Regions from separate parts of the Homo sapiens genome. Here region 2 is linked to region 1. The links are chromatin loops, found by intact Hi-C in ENCODE. Cell type or tissue: IMR-90. All regions are shown on one strand.

Region 1 (5,000 bases):
TTTCCAAGTGTTTAGAGATTTTCCTGTAGTCTTTCTGTTACTGATTTTTTTTTTTTTTTTTTGAAACAGAGTCTCACTCTGTCACCCAGGCTGAAGTGCAGTGGCACCATCACAGCTCAACCCCACCCCCCATCAGCAGTCTTGGCCCCACAATCCCTAGGCTCAAGCAATTCTCGTGCTTCAGCCTCCCAAGTAGTTGGGACTACAGGCATGTGCCACCACACCCGGCTATTTTTTGTAACTTTAGTAGAGTCGGGGTTTCACCATGTTGGCCAGGCTGGTCTCAAACTCCTGACCTCAAGTCATCCACATCACTTCTGGCCTCCGTAGTTTCAGATGAGATAATTTGAACTGGTGTCCCTATAGGTAATGTGTTGTTTCTCTGGCTGTTCTGAGGAGATTTTTTGTCTTTAGTTTTCAGAAGTTTAATGATGATATCTCAGTGTAGATTTCTTTGGCTTCTTCTGTTTGAAGTTCAGTTTCCTGAATCTGTAAGCTTATGTCTTTTACCAGATTTGGAAAGTTTTCAGCCATTATTTCTTCAAATACTCCTTCAGCCTCACTCTCTTCTCCTCCTTAGCCCCTATGATGTGAGTGTCAGATTTGTTTGTTATGGTCCCATTGGATGTGGACGTTCTGTTTATTTCTTATCCGTCTATTTTCTCCCTGTGGTTCAGACTGGGTACTTTGGATTGATCTGTCCCCAGATTCACTGATTCTGTCGTCTGTCATTTCCACTCTACAACTGAGCCCATCAGGGAGTTTTTAAAATTTCTGCAATGACATTTTTCAGTTCTGTAATTTCCATTTGGTTCTTTCTAAATACCCACTATTTCTTTGCTGAGAATTTCTATATTTTCATTTGTTTCAAGAGAATTTGCAATTGCTTGTTGAATTTTTTATTTTTATGTGTTTTTTTTGATGGTTGCTTTAAAATCCTGGTCACATGGCTGGGCGCAGTGGCTCATGCCTGTAATTCCAGCACTTTGGGAGGCCGAGGAGGGTGGATCACTTGAGGTCAGCAGTTCGAGGCCAGCCTGGCTAACATAGTGAAAGCCTGTCTTTATTAAAAATACAAAAATTAGCCGGGTATGATGGCACATGCCTGTAATCCCAGCTACTCAGGAGGCTGAGGCAGGAGAATCGCTTGAACTCAGGAAGCAGAGGTTGCAGTGAGCTGAGATCGCACCACTGCACTCCAGCCTGTGTGACAGAGTAAGACTGTCTCCAAAAAAAAAAAAAAAAGAGTAAAATCCTGGGCACGTAACTCCAACGTCTGATTCATCTCAGGGTTCAGTTGACGGTCTTCCCACTCACATTGTGATTTTCGTAGTTCTTGGTGGGATGAGTGAATTTCACCATATCCTGGACATTGTGGCTATTAGGTGAGGAGACTTCAGGTCCTGTTTGCATTTTTTACTTTGGTAGCAGCGGCCCTGCTTAGGTTTAGCACCCAGGTCTTGGGCTACTTTTGGGGGCTGTGGTTCCAATGAAAATCTGATTTGCAGAGCCTCTGCCGTGCTATAGAGGTCAGCTCGGCTTGTGTGGTGCTGCTTAAGGAGGCAGAAGGAGCTTTCCCAGGCTGGACATTCATTGCCTCCAGGTGGGAGAAGGGAGTCTCCCGCTCACAGGGACAGACAGGCCTTCTGCTTGTGGTGGGCTTTCTCCCTGCCATCAACGTCTCCCCCTCTCTCTGCTGTGCCATGATTTTGGGTGGGGGAGTGGAATTTCAGGTCCAGTGAGGAGGAAAGGGTTAACCCTGGCCAATAATTAGCAGGAGGGTGCTGGGCCAACCCCTTTGGTGGTTCTGCCTGGCTTGCTTGGTGGGTTTTTTGTTGTTCATTTTTTTTTTTTTTTTTTTGAGTTTGTCGCCCAGCCTGGAGTGCAATGGCGCAACCTTGGCTCATTGCAACCTCTGCCTCCCAGGTTCAAGCGATTCTCCTGCCTCAGCCTCCTGAGTAGCTGGGACCACAGGCACCCACCACCACGCCCGGCTAATTTTTGTATTTTTAGTAGAGGCGGGGTTTCACCATGTTGGCCAGGCTGGTCTCAAACTCCTGACTTCGGGTGATCCACCCGCCTCAGCCTCCCAAAGTGCTGGGATCACAGGTGTGAGCCACTGTGCCCAGCTTTTTTTTTTTTTTTTTTTACAGGTCTTACTCTGTTGCCCACGCTGGAGTACAGTGGTGCGATCATAACTCACTGCAGCCTTGATCTCCTGGGCTCAAGTGATCCTCCCACCTCAGCCTCCTGAGTAGCTGGGACTGTACGCAGCTGCCACTATGCCCGGCTAATTTTTAAGTTTTCTTTGTAGAGACAGGGTCTGCTGGGTTACCCAGGCTGGTATCAAATCCCTGGTCTCAAGAGATCCTCCTGTCTTGAAGCGCTGGGATTACAGCTGTGAGCAATCGGGCCCAGCCTTGCCTAGTGTGTTGGGGCGACTTGCCTTTAATCTAGGAGAGAAAGGAGCCTACTTGGCTGCCTTCTGTTGCTAGGTCGGGAGTTGGGAAATGCACGCCTGGGCGGGTCCTGTATTGGGTGGGGGTGAGGGGTGTCATAATGCCCTGTTGATAAATATTCCTGACCCAGCCTTGGGGTCCTTTACCAGCTCTCCTGCTCCTTCCACCTCAGGGCCCTCTTAGGGTTGCCTCTTACATTCTTTCCAGGGCTTAGCAGACAGGAACAGGGAGGGTCGGGTTTAGGCCATCTTACCCAGACCGGAAGTCTCTAAGTGTTTGATTGAGTGTTTGTTTGAAGAAAGTGATGAACCCAGGACCTCGAGCCAGGAAGATTTTTCCCGGTGAAAAGCAGAGGGATTGACTCACGCTCGGTTCTGAGTTCCAGGCCTGACTCCAGGGCTCACCAGCTTCTTCCACAACCCGCACAACTTGAACGCTTGGTAGCATCTCCACGCAGCAGTGGGCACCCTGGCTTCTGGAGGAGCCCAGGCTGCATTTACCCCTCCATGGTGCATCTCATAGGATCAACTGGACCCGCGAAAGGCACTGGCTGCGGAAAAGCAGCCAACTGCTCCCCAGCGAAGGGGATGGCCGGAAGCGAGGAGAGGGAGAAGCCCCAGCAGAGACCCCAGGAGGAAAAGACCCCACAACGGGGCCACTGGGAACCCATGATGTTGGTTACCAATGTGATTGGAGGTTCGGAACGACGGACGTGTGGCCCTGAAGTGGGAAACAGAAAAGCTGAAGGGCGAGACCTGGGAGGGAGCCCCCCACCCCCGCGGACTCCAGAGACCCAACCTTCCTTCCCTGCGCTCCGGCCGGACGTTCTCCCTGCCCCTGTGGCCGAGCCTGGTAAGTTCGCAGCAAACAGGAGTTTGGGGCTTTACAAGCCTCCAGAGGGGTCCATGGGCATTTGGGTAGATTGTTATACTGCCCCTGGCAGGAGGGCAAGGCCCTTCATGGGAGCCATAAGCTGGAGACCTAACAGAGCTCGCAGCTCGGCCACAGGGCTCTGTTCCAGGGGCATTGGCCACTGGCTTCCAGTACCTGTTCAGCCTCCCAGCTCCTTGTTGCCTGGAATCTCCACCACTGATCAGCGTGTAAACACCTATGTGGGGGACACGGGGGCAGGGGGGTCCAGGAAGGCAACTTTTGGGGGATAGGGTGGGAAGAAAGAGGGACCTCAGAGGCCAGTTCTTCCCCATCCTACTCTATTTCCTCCTGTAACCATGGGAAATGTCTTTCTGTGCCCGATCCTGTATGGGGTGCGGATGGGGCACACAGATGAATCAGACCCGGCCCCCTCTTTGTGCCAATTCATAAGCACTTCATCCACGGCTCAGCCCTGTGAAAGAGCTCCTCGGGCCCAGGAATGCAATACAGTGAGAACACTTTCCGGTCTTGCCTCCAGGTGACGATTCAGCACACAGGAAGGTGGCCCTGCCCAGGGCCAAGCTCTCTCTCAGTTGGCACCTGGCCAGGTGAGGGGGCTGCTCCCTGTCACAGAATAGGAAGCTGAGGCCCGTGGGGCCTCATAGGCACACAGCATGGGGCGGCAGACTGGGCCTCCTGACCGTCAGCGCTGTGAGGCCGATCTTCTTGCCCACTGCGGAGGCTCAGCCCCTCCCCTGCCCTCCAGGCCTGTCCTGCAACCACTCCACCTCTGCTGCTGGGGCCTGTGTGTGTCCCCCAGCTCCTCCTGCTGGGGCCTGTCTGTGGCTCCTGGAAGGTGTGACCCGGGTCACCTGTGGGCAGAGGCCTCACTCACACCCCCGGCCTCTCATGTTGCCATCCAGCTCTGTCCTGCTCTCCCTCCCCCAGTGGGGGTTTAAGCTCCTCGTGGGCTGCCTCCCCGACCCCGGCGCCCTCTGTCTCCACGGAAGCCTGTCATTTCCGAGGCCTGAGTCACCACTGGCTGGTTGCAGCCGGGTCAGCGTGCCACCCGGCACGAGGCACAGACATGAGCTACTGGGTCCTGCACCCTGTGGTTAGGAGCTCAGAGGCCTCTTTCTAGGGGACGTTGCCAGTGAATAAGTCTTTCAGGGCAGAGGCAGGGTGGAGAAGAACCACTCCTCTATTCCCTTACCCTCCCACACCAGGAATCGCTGGGCTCCCTGTGACCAGGGACTTTCCCAGATGCCTGGGATTTTGGATGAAGCTGGAAAGCAGAGAATGCCCATGTGCCTACTCAGTGCAGACAGGGTGCCCGACGTGCCTACTCAGTGCAGACACGGTGCCCGACGTGCCTACTCAGTGCAGACACGGTGCCCGACGTGCCTACTCAGTGCAGACAGGGTGCCCGACGTGCCTGCTCAGTGCAGACAGGGTGCCCGACGTGCCTGCTCAGTGCAGACAGGGTGCCCGACGTGCCTGCTCAGTGCAGACAGGGTGCCCGACGTGCCTGCTCAGTGCAGACAGGGTGCCCGACGTGTCTGCTCAGTGCAGACAGGGTGCCTGACGTGTCAATGTTGGACATCTCAAAAGGTGGCATACGGTCCCAGCAGAGAGCTGCAGTGGGGTTACGGGCACAGACCGGGAAGC
Region 2 (5,000 bases), 72 kb after region 1:
CTTTTACAAATTAAGCAGTTTTATCTTGTTCCAAGAGCTTGTATTTCAGCAGGGAGAGAGTCTCCAAGAAGGGAACTTTCCACTGGGGAGCTCTGTTGGGCTGGGAGGCTAGGAACAGGCCACGAGGGAGGGCTGCAGGCAGGGGAAGTGGCCGTCTGTGCATGGTCATGAATGCAGGCCCGGGGTCCTGGAGGGGGCTTGGCCACGCTGTCGCTGGACGTCTGTCCCCACCAGGGTCCATCTGATGCAGTACGGCACAGGGTAAAGCCCAGCTCCTCTTACGGGGTTCCTGGGTCATCAGTGGGCGGGGAACCGAGGCCTCCTGGAGGGCGGTGCCTCAGCCCTCACCCCTCCCTCCTGTCCCTCGCTGTGCTGTCCCCGATGGCCTCTGCCATCCCCTGGGAGTTCTTACCCCTGGACGCTCGGTGCCTGTCCGGTCTCAACCTCTCCAGCTCTGCTTTTCCATCTCCGAGGTGAGAGGCCTGGCCTGACGCGCTCTGCACCCGCTTCCTGCCCAGCCCCGTGGGAACTCTGGTCCCTGTAGTGGTTTCCTGGGGCTGCCATCACCAAGTGCCACAAACTGGGTGGCTCAAAACACCAGACATTTCTTCTCTCGCCGTTCTGGAGGCCAGAAGTCCGAAATCACGGCATCAGCAGGCCTGGTTCTTTCCGGAGGCTCCGAGGGGGAGCCTGCTTCTCGCCTCTGGCAGCTTCTGGCGGCTCCCGAAACCCTTGGCGTTCCTTGGCTCGTGGCCACACCACTCGACCTCTGCCTCCGTTGTCACGGGGCCTCCTTCTGTGCCCTAAATCTCCCCCTGTCTGTCTCTCATACGGACAGTCTTTCTCGGATTTAGGGCCCACTGGGTAACCCAAAATGGTCCCATCTCAAGATCCTTAACTTCATAACGTCTGCAAAGACCCTTTTTCCAAATAGGCCATGTTCATAGGCTCTGGGGTGGATGTAAATTTTAGGGGCCACCTTTCATCCCCCTGTTGTCCCCGTGTGTCTGGATGCACAGCATGGTTCCATGTCCCAGACTCCTTGCTGGACCCCTCTGGCCCTTTGGGGTGGCCTTTGGCCTTTTCCACTCGTTTCTGTGCTCCTGGTGAGGTGTCGGGGTCGGGCTTAGCCCCTGCAGGAATTCTGGGGACAGCATGGAGCCGGCAACTCCCCACCAGGCGTCTTCCTACCTGCCCAGAGCTCATGGTTGTGAGGGGTCTCTCCTTGTGGTTTTGATTTGCAATTCCCCAGTGGTTAGTGATGTTGAGCATCTTTTCGTGTTTATTGCTCATTTGCACATATTCTTGCAGAAATGTCTGTCCAAGTCCTTTACCTGTGTTTGATTTGGATGATTGTTGTTGCTGAGTGTTAGGAGATCTGTAGATTAATATCCAGATACTAATCCCATATCTGACCTATGATTTGCTGCCATTCCATGGATTGCCTTCTCCCCACGTTGTTAGTGCCCTTTGATATGCAATTTTTTTTTTTTTTTTTGAGATGGAGTCTGACTCTGTTGCCCAGGCTGGAGTGCAGTGGCATGATCTTGGCTCACTGCAACCTCCGCCTCCCTGGTTCCAGCGATTTTCCTGCCTCAGCCTCCTGAGTAGTTGGGATTACAGGCACCCGCCACCACACCCAGCTAATTTTTGTATTTTTAGTAGAGACGGGGTTTCACTGTGTTGACTAAGTTGGTCTCGAACTCCTGACCTCAAGTAATCCACCCGTCTCGGCCTCCCAAAGTGCCGGAGTTACAGGCGTGAGTCACCGCACCCAGGCTGATATGCAAATATTTTAAACTTCTATGACGTTCCACTTTATCTATTTGTTCTTCTGTTGCCTGTGCTTTTGGCGCCATATCCAAGAAATCATTGCCAAATGCAACGTCAGGAAGCTTTTCCCCTGTGTTTTCTTCTAAGAGTTTTGTGGTTTTAGCTCTTGAGTTTAGGTCTTTGATGCAAGTTGAGTTGATTTTTGCATGTGGTGTAAGGGCTGGTCCAGCCTCATGCTCTGGGCTCTTGATTCACTTCTCTTCTTTTCTCACGCCCAGCTGGTTCCGCTGGGTGGCGGGGAGGAGTGGGGAAGTCCCGGGCTGGGCCTGCACTCGATCATCCCCTCTCAGGCCAGCCAGGGAGTCTCAGCTCCTGCCCAGGACCTGGCTGGACGTGCTCCCTACCGGGAAAGCCTGGGCCGTCTTTCTAGGCTGATGGCAGGGCCAGCCCGGGGCGTCCTGAGGCCTGCCCTGCGGACATGCCCCTTGTTCTAGGTGGTGTGGCTGCCCGGCCTGCGTGTGAGACCAGCTGTCTGTGCTTCAGGCCATGGAGGCTGAGTGTTTCCAGCCTGTCCCCTTGCTCGGCTCTCCCTCTGGGGAAGCCCCTGCAGCCCATTCTCTGCCTCCGCTTCTGCCATCTGTGCCTTTGTCTGCTTCCTGTTTGGAGGTGGTCATCCCTGGGGCCACCCCTCATGATCTGGACACAAGTCTCCATCCTGAAGCCACCACCCAAACCCCTGTGCCTCAAACCCCTCCCACCCACCACATGGGTTTCCACTGTGACCAACTCAGCAGCTGATGAAGCTTCCCTTGGGGCTCTCCTAGCAACGGGGAGCTGGCTTTCCCGGAGGCCTGGCCTCTCCCTAAGTGGAAGTGGGGCGTGAGGGTGTCAGCCTTTTTCTGCTGCCTGGTGCTCTAGGTTGGCTTGTCACCCCTGGAAGCACTTGCCATCCTTATACAGCACCCCACACCCACCTCCCCGCCTCCTACCCCTTCTTCCAAGGGGTCATCTCTGCTTCCCTCCCCACCCAACCTCACCCATGTGGTCCGCCCAGCAACCTTTGACCCCCAACATGACAAAATAAACCTCCCTTGCCGGTCACTCATTCATTCATTCAGCATTGGGTGCTCCCTGTGGACTTGGCGCTGGGGTCCCGTGGAGGACAAAGCCAGACACAGTCCTTGCCCTCATGGGACTGCACAAGTGCAAGACCACATCAGTAAACGTGAAACACAGGAAGTGACAGGTGTGACAAAGGGGACCAGTGGCAGGACAGAACCTGCGGTTCGTAGGACCAGGTCAGGAGGGCTGCCTCGGGGGGACACCTTCGGGCTGAGCGCAGAAGGATGAGGGGAGTAAACCAGGCTCAAACCCAGCAGGCAGAGGCGATCGCTGCAGGCAACCGGCAATGTGTTCAAAGGCCCTGGGGCGCGGGGGGCTGAGGCCGGCAGCACGGCAGGAAGTAAGACTGGGGTTGAAAGAGACTGACTGTCATGTTGTGAAATATACACTTGGTTTTCATCTCCATTTCCTGGCACACAACTCCTAAAATCCTTGGAATCTCCAAAGTGATGTCTTTTTGGATGCTCATGATTGACAGACCAGCTGGCAGCTTCAGGATGGTTCCCAGGGAAGACCAGGTAGAATCACAAGGTTCAGCACCACCCCGCAACCTCCAGGTAGGGGAGAGGGGCTGAAGGTTAAGCAGATCATCAGCGGCCAATGATTGAATCAATCATGCCTTCGTAATGAGGCCTCCGTGAACACTCAGAAGGATGGGGTTCCGGGAGCTTCTGGATGGATGAGCATGTGGAGGCTCCTGGAGGGTGGAGCGCCTGGGGAGCACATGGAAGCTCTGCGTCCCTCCCCCATACCTTGCCCTACACATCTCTTCCCCTGTATCCTTTGTAATATCCTTTATAATAAACTAGTAAATTCCATGAGCCCCAGGAACATGTGTAAAAGAAAAAAAAAAGAATAAACCATAGCTGCTGTAGCAAGTTAATCCTACCAGCACTGGCTCTCATCTGCCGACCTTACCTCTGGCAATGCCTCCCTCTCCTGGGCTCCTGGGACCCCTCCGGCCCCACCACCCCTCCTGTAGTGGTCTCGCTGGCTGCTGCCCTCAGGTTAGTTTATTTTTACCCGGCCTGCTCCCACCAGGGGCTGAGGCCTCCTTGCTCACTCCAGCTTCCTGGCCCGTCTCTTGCTCTGGGCACCCCCCCACTCCGAACGGCCAGAGCTTCTGAAGCCGCTCGCTGTGTGCCCCCGCCTGGCCCCATGCATCCCGCACGGTGCTCCCCAGGGTCTCCCACTGGCAAGGGCATTGGCATAGATTCTGGGGCTGCCTTGGTTCAAGCCCACCCTGACTTGGAGCCTGAGGGTCCCTGAGGGGGTCCTGAAGGCCAGGGCAGGCAAGGCTGGCATGCTCTGGGCAGTGGGGGCTGGGTATGGGAGGGGATCGTGGGTGGGGAGATTCCTCTTAACCAGCGGCCCACGTTTGGAGACTGATTTGGGCTCCAGGCTACGCCTTGAAATTGGGACAGAGAGTGGCGCAGATCTCAGCCCGGAGACTCCCTCTGCCTGTGGACGCCCTCATACCTCCATCCGTGGAGCCACCCTCCTCTTTTTTTTTCTAAATGGGGAAACTCTGACTTGAACACTGAATAAACAACACACCCTCGAAATCAGCGAAGAGGCACTGGCTCTGAAACTTTGCCATGAAAGCTTGAAAATGCTCTTTGGACCGATTTGCTGGAACAGACGGGTGTGATGGGGCTGCGGGGTTTCAGGTGGCAGGAGGCGTCCCCGTGCCTAGGGCATCCCGATGCTCAGAGTTTCCCCGTGCCCAGTGTGTCCCTGTATCCAGGGCATCCCCATGCCCAGGGTGTCCCCGTGCCTAGTGTGTCCCTGTATCCAGGGCATCCCCATGCCCAGGGTTTCCCCGTGCCCAGGGTGTCCCTGTATCCAGAGCATCCCCATGCCCAGGGTGTCCCCGTACCCAGGGTGTCCCCGTTCCCAGGGCGTCCTGTGCCCAGGGTGTCCCCGTGCCCAGTGTGTCCCTGTATCCAGGGCGTCCCCATGCCCAGGGTGTCCCCATGCCCAGGCACTGCCTCTCCCCACTTTCCTAATCTCCCTCCACCAACAGGTGTCAGCTGTGAAATGCCTGCTGTGTGTGTCCTTTGGTTGAGTTCATCTTGTGCTCTTAAGTTCCTGTTAGACACAGG

Evidence for each region. Peaks named below come from ENCODE experiments on the same cell type or tissue, not always from the same donor. Only the 100,000 strongest peaks of a DNase experiment are listed, where the experiment ranks them.
Region 2: a loop joins it to region 1, with 9 times the contacts of the local background. A loop is called at or near these places in 4 of 110 quality-filtered maps.

What each region holds. Positions count from the first base shown.
Region 1 is chr17:77,251,211-77,256,210 of GRCh38, forward strand. LACAT1 (lung adenocarcinoma-associated transcript 1) reads left to right here and starts at 2,604. Exons shown (of 3, transcript NR_188630.1): 1 at 2,604-3,311. RefSeq lists an enhancer at 2,916-4,115. In IMR-90, a CTCF peak has its summit at 2,377; DNase peaks (open chromatin) are centred at 1,291, 2,761 and 4,441; H3K27ac peaks cover 2,506 bases.
Region 2 is chr17:77,323,339-77,328,338 of GRCh38, forward strand. The region is part of intron 2 of SEPTIN9 (septin 9); the gene reads left to right. Among named protein-coding and RNA genes, the nearest start is that of SEPTIN9-DT, 44 kb to the left of the region's middle. RefSeq lists a silencer at 246-419 and enhancers at 1,706-1,975, 2,086-2,395, 2,587-3,505. In IMR-90, no CTCF peak of the experiment used is centred here; a DNase peak (open chromatin) is centred at 1,913; H3K4me3 peaks cover 253 bases; H3K27ac peaks cover 2,496 bases.